2 separate regions of the Homo sapiens genome follow, and region 2 is linked to region 1. A link is an interaction called in ENCODE POLR2A ChIA-PET data of the cell type or tissue named here. Cell type or tissue: PC-3. All regions are shown on one strand. Links, peaks and the distances in the headings refer to the core of each region. The heading gives the core; the rest is flanking DNA.

The links. ChIA-PET counts read pairs that join two places held together with the same protein. Peaks named below come from ENCODE experiments on the same cell type or tissue, not always from the same donor. Only the 100,000 strongest peaks of a DNase experiment are listed, where the experiment ranks them.
Region 2: POLR2A ChIA-PET joins it to region 1 with 15 read pairs; 3 of 35 experiments call an interaction of 5 or more read pairs at or near these places.

The regions. Positions count from the first base shown.
Region 1 is chr2:85,049,948-85,057,110 of GRCh38, forward strand. KCMF1 (potassium channel modulatory factor 1) reads left to right here. Exons shown (of 7, transcript NM_020122.5): 7 at 3,201-7,163. The coding sequence ends at 3,462. Among named protein-coding and RNA genes, the nearest start is that of LINC01964, 14 kb to the right of the region's middle. In PC-3, for the core only: no CTCF peak of the experiment used is centred there; a DNase peak (open chromatin) is centred at 4,064; H3K4me3 peaks cover 927 bases; H3K27ac peaks cover 2,044 bases.
Region 2 is chr2:84,993,296-85,000,458 of GRCh38, forward strand. All of the region lies in intron 1 of KCMF1 (potassium channel modulatory factor 1), which reads left to right. Among named protein-coding and RNA genes, the nearest start is that of KCMF1, 26 kb to the left of the region's middle. In PC-3, for the core only: no CTCF peak of the experiment used is centred there; a DNase peak (open chromatin) is centred at 3,846; H3K27ac peaks cover 2,512 bases.

The sequences.
Region 1 (7,163 bases), core at 1,059-6,058:
CAGGAGTTCCAAACCACCCTGGGTAACATGATGAAATCTTATCTCTACAAAAATGAGCCAGGTGTGATGGTGCGCACCTGTAGTCCCCGCTACTCAGGAGGCTGAGGTGGGAGGATCGCTTGAGCCCTGGAGACAGAGGTTGCAGTAGCCAAGATTGCACCATGCACTCCAGCCTGGGTGACAAGAGTGAGACCCTGTCTCTAAAATAAAATAACTGGTCTTGTTCTCAAGGTATATATCATCATATAATATGAATTGTTTTGCCATAGTACCCATAAAACTTAAACACTATATCATTATATATATATGGTTCATATTAGGTGTATTTATCATAATTAACGTTGCTTGTTATTGCCAGTTTTAATCTGCTTTGAAATATTAAAAGTATAAGAAGGATTTCATAATACAGTGGCAGTTTTCTCCTGTGAATTTCTAAAAAAGCTAGATTTAAATTTTTATGGTTGGCACACAAAAGTAACTTAAAAAAATGGCTTCCTATGGTATAAATAATATTTAGTAAAACAGTAAACTACTCTACTAGATGGAGTTCTTGTTTGCTTCTGAAACTGTTAGCAACTGCATGTATTTGTCTGCCAAAACTTCACAGGCATTTTATGTGACTTTTAGGAATATAAAGAATTCTTAAAAGAGCAATGATGAGTGGAGACTTAGCCTCAACAGATAATGAACCTGGACTAATTGGGCTTTTAAGGGAGCAGAGAGGAACATAAAGGAAGAACTGTAAAATGAAGAATAAAGTTTGTGTAATACATGATTATTTCCAAAATGCAGTGTGTATGACAATTCATTGGGATGTTAGAGGAAAATATTATAATTTCTACTTATGTTTCTTTTATCTCATACTCTGTTAATACAGTGGTGCATGTGTATAGTTATAAATAACATATTGTGGGTGCAGAATAAAAAATGCTTGAAAATCCCTGGGCTAGAGCCCCAGCTTTGCCAATTACAAGTTTTGGACCTCAGGCAAGTCATTTCACTCCTCCAAACCTCAATTTTATCATCAGTATCCCAGAAGTTTTGCCTTTAGAGAGATAATTATTTTGAGGATTAAATGGAATACTGGTATGTGTATGGTCTGGCTCACTATCTGGCCTATAGTAAAGGTCCAATTAATGGTACTCGTTATCAACATTTGTTATGAAACCAAGAAAAACATTTTAAATGGGTAATTTACCTTTGAATTATCTCTGCAAGGTCAGTAACTGTGCCTGGTTATTACCAGATAATGCTGCTTTAATGTAAGAAAACCACAGAGCCACAGATGGAGCTACCTGCTGCCATGTAGCCTTCCCCATAGGGACTGACCAGCAGCAGGTCTATAACATACCAGATCTAAGTCCCTACCTCAAAAAGGAGATCTACTAGCGTGCATTTCTACTGAGAGTTCACAGAACTGTGGGTGGAATGTCTTGCCAGTGCCCTTTGGAAAAGACATCTTCCTACCCACCCTTGCCCTATCCTTTTTTTTTTTAAGACCCAAACTACTCAGCTTGATCTGTAATTTTTTTCTGTGCATTTATTCCACACCCAACTCTCAGAGCATGGTATGAGTGACCTCTGAGTGCTGTCTGTGGATTCTGGTTGTAGCTTCTTGAAATCCCCCTTCTATCATCTGATACTGTACATTCTATGGTACCATGCAGTTTGCAAACCACTTTCCACATCTTTTATTGTATTATATTCATATGATTTATTTAAGGCAATATTTCCCCAGAAATACTCTCTTAACTTCATATATTCAAAGGAATATATGTAATTACTTATGTTCTTCCACCCCCAATTAATAAGGTTGCAGAAAGCAAAGTAAGGAAAATTAAGAGATTATTTACTGTTGGGCTTCTTAGAACTTCAAATATATTAACATGCATTGTGAATTTTCAAGGCAAGGAGAACGGCTGCAGTGTATGCAGGGGAGATCCTGCTCTCTGGTCACACAGCTCTTATGTGATATATATAGGGCCCAAGCCTTATTTTTGGTCTTTTCTTTGACCAGGGGCAGTTCCTATTCATGTTGCCCTGCAACTGATGGTAAGGTCACAGTTTCTTTGAAGTCCAAGATAGTTGACCTTTTAGAAAGTGATTATTGGAGTGTGTAAGTCAGATCGGTCTTTTTTTGAGATAGAATTTCGCTCTTGTTGCCCAAGCTGGAGTGCAATGGCACGATCTCGGCTCACTGCAACCACCGCCTCCCAGGTTTAAGCGATTCTCCTACTTCAGCCTCCCGAGTAGCTGGGATTATAGGCACGCACCCCCACACCTGGCTAATTTTTTGTATTTTTAGTAGAAATGGGGTTTCACCACATTAGCCAGGCTGGTCTCAAACTCCTGACCTCAGGTGATCCGCCCGCCTTGGCCTCCCAAAGTGCTGGGATTACAGTCATGAGCCACCGTGCCTGGCCAGATCTAATCTTTTGACAGTGGGACCAGTTCATTTTGCTAACCCCAACTTGAAGATCCTCACAAGCCTTGCAGTTTCATTTATATCCTAAATGTTATATTTCATCAAGAAATTTGTCTAGTCTCTGTGCAGATGAGCCAGGTTTCCCAGCATAGCCCAGATCTCATAAGTACATGCATCAGGGGAGCAAGTCAGGCAGGTAGACCTTGTGTCTGCCCTGCTACACTGTAGGTCCTTGGTAGAAGAAATGTAGGAGTTTGTATGTATGTGTTTTCTTGCCCTTTCTAGCTTCTGCATATACCAAGAAGAATTAAATAGAGTAATAGAGAAAAGTCAGAGGAAATCTTAGGATATTTTTCAGTTGAATATTCTGTTCACTGCAGATTTTGTTTTTGTGTTTTATTTTCCTCTTTTTATTTACCCCCAGATGAAATTCTGGTTAGATACTTTCCCAAGCATCTAATCTGTAAGAAATCCTGTTTTCCTTAGAAAATTTTCACCTAGCTTTCTCTGGAGTGGAAAAAGTCTAAATGTCTTTTTTTTTCTCATTGAGTCTAATTAAAGCATAGATTTGCACCTCCAGGTAACAGTATTGCAACAAGTGTGGGGAATTCGTCTCAACACAATTAAGGATAAATTACAGCCAAGTATTCCAGCAATGTCTCATTCTGAATTTTGCCACCTGTAAAACTTCACAGTGGAGAGCACTGTAGAAATTGGCCATGCCATTGTTCATTGACTTTTTAACAATAAGGTCTTTTCTTTTTAACTTACACAGGTTGAATGATCCTAAAATGTCTGAAACGGAGCGCCAGTCCATGGAAAGCGAGCGTGCAGACCGCAGCCTGTTTGTCCAAGAGCTCCTTCTGTCCACTTTAGTGCGTGAAGAGAGCTCATCCTCAGATGAGGATGATCGGGGGGAGATGGCAGATTTTGGTGCTATGGGCTGTGTAGATATTATGCCTTTAGATGTTGCTTTAGAAAACCTAAATTTAAAAGAGAGTAATAAAGGAAATGAGCCTCCACCACCTCCTCTTTGATGACATCCCAATTCGCAGACAATGTCCTCTGTGCTGTATTTGCCAATGAAAGTGGACAACAACTATCTTGGGTTTGTTTGGTGATTGTAATTTCAGGTCTGTCACTCTTGTTACATTGTGTACATTCAAAAGGAAGAGAGAAAATATATATGATAATCATTTCCACTTAACTAATTTTTACTTCTAGCAGGTAAATGTAGGTAGCAGTGCAGGGGTGATCTCTGCTTCCTGTACCTTGACATGCAAAAGGCTCTCCTAATACTCCACATTCAAACTGAAGAGGAAAATTGAAATCTCTAATGAAGCTGCTGTGTGTATTTATGAATATTAATGAATAAAAACTGCTTGGATGGTTTACCTTAACTACTGCATGAGGTTTTTTGCAGCGTGCATGAGTTTTAGTGACCTTGTTATTTAAGAAGTTAAATACAAGGAGTAAAACTTAAAAAAAAAATACAAAGCCCAAAGCTTTCCCAAACATTATTCAATGGTTACACGACGAAGTAGCTTTTGAATAATGTCTGCCTGAATCACCTTTCTTTGTGTGCCTCCTACGCACAAAGCCAGCTCTGCAGTGGAATCTGGGGATTATAGCCGGGTGTGGCACTCCGCCCTGTGTGACTGTCCTGTCGCCCTGTTAGTCATCTTGCCTGTGTGGAGCTCAGCCTGTCTCTTTAACTCATCTGTAGAAGACACACCAGTAAAGCTACTGTTGGAATCTGCTGCAGGGGCCTTTGTGTGCCCTAAAAACAAATCCTGTTCATGTTTGTTTAAAGTTTTTACTTTTTGTGGTTGTTTAAAATTTTTTCAATTGTTAAATATGTTTTATTCAGGTGTAGATGAATTTCATTTATTGACTGTTCAACAGAGTTAACCTGAATTATGTTGTCTTTGTTTTTAAAAATCTCACATTCTCAATCATATTTTGCATTATTTATGTATTTGCTTTGTAGTTTGCTGAGACAGATCAGTATCAGGGGAGCTTTGAGGATTTGCCTTCCCAGATTTGTCAGTATATTACAACCAAATTCTTAATGCTAATTTTAGCACCTTTTATTTATTGGGTTTTTTCTGGCATAAAAAGTAAAGCCTTTTAATTGAATCATGCCACCTATATGCCTATATTATTAATCCTATGTGTAAAAAAAATGTACAGCTTTTTTTGGGTTTGTTTTGGGGTTTGGAAGGGCCGGGTTATTTTTTATTTCCTGTTTCAGTTTTTGTGCATAGACTTTCACAATAGCTCCAAGGCAGGGACAGCGGGTTTGGGGGTTGGGAGGGCAGTTTTTGGAATGTAAATTTAGGACTTTTAAAAAGGTGCGCACAGCTTCTGATAAATTTATAACTAGACTTAACCTAATCATGTCTCGTTCCAGTTCTCTTTTCTCTGAGCCCTTTTCAAAGTCTCCTCTCTTTCTCCTGTCATCCTTTTCCTTTCCTGTCCGTGTATCTCCGTTTCTTCAACATGACAAGCATACAGACTTGAACACCCCTCCGGTGTTCTTCCGAGAACTGTGAAGTCCATGTTCATCCAAATGTAACCAAAAAAGAAGTCACCCTACATGTCTGAAAAACTGTTGCTTCTCCTCTGAAACTTCAAACTCCAACGATTTCCAAATACAATAGCTTTGTTTTCTTTAGTTCTGTAATGGATAATGTTTAAAGGAAAACTTTACACCAGGCTTCTGGTTACACTAGAAGTCAAGCCCATTAGGGATTTTCATTTTTTTTCATTTGGTTGTTGAGAAGTTTCAAAAATCAGTTTTCAAGCTGTGGTCTTTCAAACACATCTGCACATAAGTCACACATTTCAATAAAGCATTTTCAAGACTGTTGACCACTTGAATTTCTTTGGTGTTAGTGGATTAACCTAACCATTACTCTGAGATTTTATATCTCTAATCCAGTATTTTTTTTCTTTTTATGCTAAACATGGGAGATCCTGGTTTTGTGTGAATGCATTATTTTGGATGTGAGAAATAAATGCCAATTATATGTACTTTCCCTTTTCTGCACAAATTCTGGGAAAATGTAAAAGCCTTCATTTTTTAACATGGTTTTAGGGAACAACTGTAAGTCCATTCAGAGCAGTTTAATTTAGATGATCACTTTTAACACTGCAGAAGACCTAAGGAGTCATAAGATTCCATCTCATGTAGAATACTGTATATTAATTATTTTTTACCAGATATTTTACAAATACCTCACCTCATCCTGTATGTAATCAATAATGTATTATTTTAGGGTAGAACGACACAGAATATCAATATAAAAATATATTCAAGCCCTTGAAATTCTTGTGTCCTTTTTCTTTAGTTTCTGAATGAAAATCTTATTACTGGATGTACTATTGAATAAAAATTAATTGCAAAGACTTTGATGGAGACAAAATCAAAATATACCACTGTTTATTTTGGCAGCACCTTCAAATTTCTAAGGACCAGATCCTGAATTTTGAGAATTTTTTGTTTCGTTGAGTTTTGAGTGTCTAGGATATAAGTTTATAAATGTTCTACAGTGCTTGTCTTTACTTCCTGTTTAGAAATCATTTAAATCTTTCCCCTCGAGGTGCTCTGGAAGAAGTTTAATTTCAGCTCTGAACAAGTAGAAATAACTGTGCTTCCTTGTATGGCTGCAATCATAAGACAGAATTTCTGTGGTTGGCTACCGTGAAATCTTTGTATTTATATTGCATTGTTTTGTTAAAAAAAAAAAAATCCACAGAAGTAGAACCTAGGTTTGCTACTAACAAAGTAGTGGATTCTTATAATTAGGCTCAGGTAAAGTAAGAGAAAACTTCTCTCCCTGTGGCCCCCAGAGAAATGAAGTAGGATAGCAGATTACACTATTAGAAATAATAGACGTAACAAAAAAAATCCAGCCCATTATCCCCACCCCCCATTTTCCCTCTCAATATTAGAAATTTCAATAATATGCTGACAGATTTTCAAAGGTCACCAAGGCTTTTGTGTTTTTTTCCGGTCTGTGGGCCACAGTTAAAAGAACGGGTAACAGGTTCAGAGTTCTCTTGATACGTCCAAGCCTTAGTTTCCAGGAAAAAAGCTAGGCTCCTCACTGCAAATATTAACGCTTTATATATTTACTCCATGGATGTTGGGGTAAGCACATATATCAATAGTTCATAGCTCTAGTTAAGGACAAAGTGGGTTGGGGGGTAGAAGGAGAATACTAGAGAGGTTACGGTAGCAGGTGGCTGCAGAAAAGAATCTTTTGAATGGGATTCCTGTAACAGTGTTCAGTACCAATATTAAGTCTACTGTAAGTGGGGTCTGATATGGCTTACTGATACAGGCATGTGTAAAAAACTAAGTGTGATGGAGGAATGGGTGCTAAAAGCTCTTAACAGTTTTGTAGAGAAGCCCTGCAGCCGTGTTTACTATATATGACATGCCTGTTTCTTAGTTTGCATGCACAGTTTAAGGGGCACATGCAATATTGGTTTCATGTGCAGTAAAAATTAAAACACGGCTGAGCGTGGTGGCTCACGCCTGTAATCCCAGCACTTTGCGAGGCCGAGGCGGGTGGATCACGAGGTCGAGTTTGAGACCATTTTGGCCAGCATAGTGAAACCCCATCTCTACTAAAAAATACAAAAAGTTAGCTGGGCATGGTGGCAGGCACCTGTAATCCCAGCTACTCGGGAGGCTGAGGCAGGAGAATCGCTTGAACCTGGGAGGCAG
Region 2 (7,163 bases), core at 776-5,775, 57 kb before region 1:
ATGACATAATAGATGTGTTGGATGGTAATATAAGAGGAGCTCATCACGACTGAGTAGCTCACAGAGTGTTGATCCACAGATAGTGTCAACCTGCAATACAGAGAAGATCACCGAGGTGATAATCACTTTTTTCTGTTGGGAGATAATTTGTTTTGTATGGACCGAGATTAACACATAGTTGATGTACTCCCTTAATCTATTACCCAGCTTCACATCAACATTTTATCATTTTTTGGTCAATTCTCTACCCCCATTATTTATTTATTTATTTATTTATTTATTTATTTATTTATTTTTGAGATGCAATTTTACTCTTGTGCCCCAGGCTGGAGTGCAATGGTGCAGTCTCGGCTCACTGCACCCTCCACCTCCTGGGTTCAAGCGATTCTGCTGCCTCAGCCTCCCGAGTAGCTGGGATTACAGGCATGCGCCACCGTGCCTGGCTATTTTTTGTATTTTTAGTAGAGACAGGGTTTCATCATGTTGGCCAGGCTGGTCTCAAACTCCTGACCTCAAGTGACCCGCCCACCTTGGCCTCCCAAAGTGCTGGGATTACAGGTGTGAGCTACTGCGCTTGACCTACCCCCCATTTTTGAGTTTGAACATTTTTTGTTTTGTTTTGTTTTGTTTTGTTTTGTTTTGTTTTGTTTTGTTTTGTTTTGTTTTGTTTGAGACAGAGTCTTGCTCTGTCACCCAGGCTGGAGTGCAGTGGCGTGACCTCGGCTCACTGCAAGCTCCGCCTCCTGGGTTCACGCCATTCTCCTGTCTCAGCCTTCCAAGTAGCTGGGACTACTGGCACTCGCCACCATGCCCGGCTAATTTTTTTGTATCTTTGGTAGAGGCGAGGTTTCACCATGTTAGCCAGGATGGTCTCGATCTCCTGACCCTGTGATCCGCCCATCTCGGCCTCCCAAAGTGCTGGGATTACAGGCGTGAGCCACCGCGCCCGGCCAAGTATGAACATTTTAAAGCAAATTTCAGACCTGCATATCCTTTTACTCACAAATATTTCTGTATTTATCTGTAACTACTGGATAGTGATGCACTACACACACTTGTGTGTGTATATGGAATTGCAATGTTACTATCACACCTCACTAAACTAACAATACTTCTTTTTTTTTTGAGACGGAGGTTCGCTTTTGTTGCCCAGGCTGGAGTGCAATGGCGTGATCTCAGCTCACTGCAACCTCCACCTCCCGGGTTCAAGCGATTCTCCTGCCTCAGCCTCCTGAATAGCTGGGTTTACAGGCATGCGCCGCCACACCCAGCTAATTTTGCATTTTTAGTAGAAACGGGGTTTCTCCATGTTGGTCAGGATGGTTTCAAACTCCCAACCTCAGCTGATCCACCCACCTCGGCCTCCCAAAGTGCTGGGATTACAGGCATGAGCCACCACGCCCAGCCAACAACACTTCTTTAATATTTAATACTCAGTTCATGTTCAGTTTTCTCATTTGTCAAGTATGTCTTTTTAGTTTGTTAAAATCAGGATCCAGATAAGATCCACATGTTACATTTGGTTGATAGGTCCTTTAAAATGTCTATTTATAGTAGCCCTCTTCTTGAAAATACTGTTTATTTGTTGAAAAAACTGGATCATTCCTTTGATAGTATTTCCCATATTTGGGATTGCATTTTAATGATATTTTAATACATTCTTTTCATCGCCTGTATTTCTTTTAAGTGGTGCTCAGTTCTAGAGCCTTTTTCGAAATTTAAATTTTATTAATTTTTTTTTTTTGAGATGGAGTCTTGCTCTGTTGCCCATGCTGGAGTGCAGTGGTGCGATCTTGGCTCACTACAACCTCCGCCTCCTGGGTTCAAGCAATTCTCCTGCCTCAGCCTTCTGAGTAGCTGGGATTACAGGCGCCCACCACCAACCCCAGCTAATTTTCATATTTTTAGTGGAGACGGGGTTTCACCATGTTGGTCAGGCTTGTCTGGAACTCCTGACCTCGTGATCCACCCACCTTGGCCTCCCAAAGTGCTGGGATTACAGGTGTGAGCCAACCGTGCCTGGCCAATTTTATTATTTTGTTTTTCTTGCTATGATAGATATGTTCAGAGTTTCAGGGTATCAGTTCTAGAGTCTTGATTCAGGTTTTTGTCTTTGGTAAGAATATTTCGTAGGTGCCGAATATGTTTTTATAAGAATATGAGTGTTATACTTCTTATTACATCATACTGACAGGCTTAGAATGTCTGGTTGTCTCAGTGGGTTCAGATGTCAGGCTGTTCCTTTATTGTCTGTCACTGATGTGAGCTACTTGGATCTATCTATCCTTTGTTAGTGATTGCAAGAGGTTGACTTTCCAACTTTATCATTTTTATTTCTGTGTTTATTCATTAGAATTCTTTTATAAAGAATTCTTGGCTGAGCACGATGGCTCATGCCTGTAATCCCAACACTGGGAGGCCAAGTTGGAAAGATCACTTGAGGCCAGGAGTTCAAAACAAGCGTGGGCAATACATTGAAACCCTGTGTCTTTAAAAAATCCATTTTTAAAAAGAACTCTTATTCACATACTTTAAGTAAAATGCTCAAATGTAAAGGAAAAATGAAAACAATATGTGATAATATGCCTTTCAAGATACAGATGCTTAGGAAGTTATTTAAAGAAGTAATGAAGAAGTCAGATACTCTATAAATGTGATGGCTTCAAATGCAAGTCCATAACAGACATGTTGTATTGAAGTTCAGATACCACAAGCAGTATTGCCGTCAATGTTGTTTCTTTTTGAACAGCTCATAGTTTCAAGTTCCAAGCAATTGTATTACTGGTGATTTCAGTGTGTATGTTAAAATCATGCAAAAGTACTTAGTACCTATATAAAAATTGATTTAGCTTCTACACTCAAGTAATTATAAACAGGTTTTTCTTTTGGGACATTTGACAGTTATGTGAAAGGTGAGTCTTCGTTGTGTAGTATTGTCTGTTACACTGCAGGTGTCTAGAATTGCTGATAGTGTTCTCCCTCTAAAGTAATGTCACCCAACCACTTGTAAATTGACGATAATAAGACAGGAAATCAAGAACCAATATAAATAAGCAAACATTTGAAAATAAGAGCTAAAAATCAAAAATAATCTCTCTTTTTGCTGATAATACTTTATACCTAAATAACCTAAGATTTTTTTTTTTTTTTTTTTTTTGAGACAGAGTCTTGGCTCTGTCACCCAGGCTGGAGTGCAGTGGTGCAATCCCGGCTCACTGGAACCTCCGCCTCCTGGGTTCAAGCGATTCTCCTGCCTCAGCCTCCTGAGAAGCTGGGATTACAGATGTGCACCACCATGCTCGGCCAATTTTTGTATTTTTAGTAGAGACAGGGTTTCACCATGTTGGCCAGACTCGTCTCAAACTCCTGACCTCAGGTGATCCACCTGCCTCGGCCTCCTAAACTGCTGAGATTACAGAGGAGTGAGCCACCATGCCTGGCCTAACCTAAAAGTCTCTTTAAAAATTATTAGAATTAATGAGATAATTTAATAAGTAGCTGGGTATGTATAGTGATTCTTTGCTTAATGAGAGGGATACGTGCTGAGAAATGCATCGTTAGGTGATTTTGTCATTGTGTGAACATCATAGAGTGTACTTACAGAAACCTAGACGGTATAGCCTACTACACATCTGGGCTATGTATGTTGGCCAGGCTAAGCTATTGCTCCTAGGCTACAAACCTGTACAGTATGTTACTGTACTGAATACTGTAGGTAATTATAACAGAATAATAACTGTATGTAAACATAGAAAAGATACAATAAAAATGTATGATCTTATGAGACTGCCGTGGCTATGCAGTCTATTGTTGATTTAAGTGTTGTGCATGACTATACCTAGCGTGACAACTACTCAGTCATAGAACAGGTTTGCAACTTAGTTTCACTGAAAATTTTTTTGTGGTGCTCACTTTTTTTTCCCTCATAAAATTGCTTGTTTCTTCCTGATTGTTGTAGGTCTTGAGGATATTAAACCTTTTTAATTATAGGATTTTTTTTCCATTTTCATTTGGCTTATACGTAGTGTCTTGGTTCCCCAAAAGATACTCATTTTTATTATAGACATATCCTCTGCCTTTCCTTTTTGCTTTCTGGATTTCATCATATCTAAAAAGGCGGTTACCATGCCCATGATTCTTTTGTTTGCTTTTAAGACCGAAAAGGTGAAAAAGCAATTGAGGACTTGAAGAAGGCATATATTTCTTACCCCTCACTCCCCATGGTCTCCTCTTAAGAGGAAGGCATCATATTAGGAAATGGATCACAGAGTAGGACACAGATCTCAGGAAGGGAGGAGACCTTTCTGAAGGAGGCAAGGAGCATGAGGTACCTTGTAAAATTGTTGAGTGGTGTCTGTTCAGTTATTGTGCCTCATCTATAAGGGTTGAAAGGCCTTGGGGTTGAGGGAGCACTTAGCAGTGCCTTGCATACTAATTTGATGTTGACTTACAGCAAAAAATACATTTTCTTTTTTTTTTTTTTTTTTTTTTTTGAGATGGAATCTCACTTTGTCACCCAGGCTGGAGAGCAGCGGTGCAATCCTGGCTCACTGCAACGTCCGCCTCCTGGATTCAAGTGTTCTCATGCCTCGGCCTCCCGAGTAGCTGGGATTACAGGTGTGCATCACCACACCCAGCTATTGTTTTTTGTATTTTTAGTAGAGACAGGGTTTCTCCATGTTGGCCAGGCTGGTCTTGAACTCCTGACCTCAAGTGATCTGCCCACCTCGGACTCCCATAGTGCTGGGATTACAGGCATAAGCCCCCGTGCCCAGCCAAAAAGTACATTTTACTTATTTATTTATTTATTTTTGAGACGGAGTTTCTCTCTTGTTGCCCAAGCTGGAGTGCAGTGGTGTGATTTTGGCTCACTGCAACCTCTGCCTCCCAGGTTCAAGCACTTCTCCTGCCTCAGCCTCCCGAGTAGCTGGGATTACAGGTGCACGCCACCATGCCCGGCTGATTTTTTTTGTATTTTTAGTAGAAACAGGGTTTCACCATGTTAGCCAGGCTGGTCTCAAACTCCTGACCTCAGGTGATCCACCCGCTTTGGCCTCCCAAACTGCTGGGATTATAGGCATGAGCCACCATGGCCAGCCTATAATACATATTTATAGCACCCAGAAAACACATACATAATGGAAACAAACACTTTATAAAATAATACCTGATTTGCAGTATAGTCTGATAATTTCTAATTCTTTTCTGTTTTTAAGAAGTTCTGGTTAAGATCCACTAAATTAATAATTCTCAACCCTGTCAGAGCCAACGCCTTATTTATTTATTTATTTATTTATTTACTTACTTACTTACTTACTTATTTGAGACAGAGTCTTGCTCTGTCACCCAGGCTGGAGTGCAGTGATACGTGATCCCGGTTCACTGCAACCTCTGCCTCTTGGGTTCAAGCTGTTTTCCTGCCTCAGCCTCCCAAGTAGCTGGGATTACAGGCGTGTACCACCCCGCCCAATTAATTTTTTTTTTTTTTGTATTTTTAGTAGAGACAGGGTTTCACCATGTTGGTCAGGCTGGTCTTGAACTCCTGACCTCAAGTGATCCACCCAACTCGGACTCCCAAAGTGCTGGGATTACAGCTATGACCCACTGTGCTGGGCCTCTTACCTATCTATCTATCTATCTATCTATCTATCTATCTATCTATCTATCTATCTGTCTGTCTGTCTATCTACCTACCTATCTGTCCACCCACCCACCCACCCACCCATCCATCCATCCACCCACCCATCCATCCATCCATCCATCCATCCAAGACGTAGTCTTGCTCTGTCACCCAGGCTGGAGTAATCCCAAAGTGCTGGGATTACAGGCATGAGCCACTGCGCCTGGCCTCTTATTTATTTATTTATATATCTGAGACAGAGTCTTGCTCTGTCGCCCAGGCTGGAGTGCAGTGGCGTGATCTCTGCTCACTGCCACCTCAGCCTCCCGGGTTGAAGCAATTCTTCTGCCTCAGCCTCCCAAGTAGCTGGGATTACAGGTGCCCGCCAACACACCCGGCTAATTTTTGTATTTTTTAAGTAGAGACACGGTTTCACCATGTTGGCCAGGCTGGTCTTGAACTCCTGAATTCGTGATCTGCCTGCCTCGGCCTCTCAAAGTGTTGGGATTACAGGCGTGAGCCACCACACCCGGCCTCATTTATTTTTTATAACAAATAATTTAATGCCTATTGATTATCCTGAAGTAAGGTTAATAGGTGAGTCTTTAACTACATTAGAATCTGACGTTACAGTGAAATAACTGAGTACCTATACCTACTTACAATAAATAAGTTGGACTTAAAAGAAATAAGATCAGAAGAACTTTCATTTTCCTATACTATTTATAGATATGGGTAGATACCAGAATGAAAACTGTTAGAATGAGTAAAAGCAGAATTATTTGCATATAAGAGAAAGGGGGAAATAATTTTGTTTGATGTAGGGATAACATAAGACAAATTACATACTTTCCACATGGAAAAATAAAAATAGTATCACATAGTCACTAGTGAGTTTGACCTAATTATAGTGTCAAAATAATTCCCAGTTAGAGGCCCTGACAGGAGACAAGGAAGTGAGGAAATCTCACAGAAAACCTGGTGGCATTTACATTCAGCCCCTAGTACTTAAATGTCCCCTGGAGAAAATACTCCTTAATAGGCAATGAGTAATAAAGGATAGATTAGAAAAAGAAACAGGAATAGATGTGTGGTAGACTTCAGGGGACATTAAAAAAAAAAGAAAAATAATAGCAACCTCAAAATAAATAAGTTCAATATTTAATTTTTACAACATAGATTTCTACCTATTGTGTCATAAAAAATTAAATATAACTAAGACGATATTGATTTTTTTTGAGATGGAGTCACCCAGGCTGGAGTGCAGTGGCACAGTCTCGGCTCACTGCAAGCTCCGCTTCCCAGGTTCACGCCATTCTCCTGCCTCAGCCTCCCGAGTAGCTGGGACTACAGGTGCCCGCTACCATGCCCAGCTAATTTCGTGTTTTTAGTAGAGACGGGGTTTCACCGTGTTAGCCAGGATGGTCTCGATCTCCTGACCTCGTGATCCGCCCATCTCAACCTCCCAAAGTGCTGGGATTACAGCCGTAAGCCACTGCGCCCAGCTATGAAATATATTTTTTAATCTCAATAAAATCTAGCA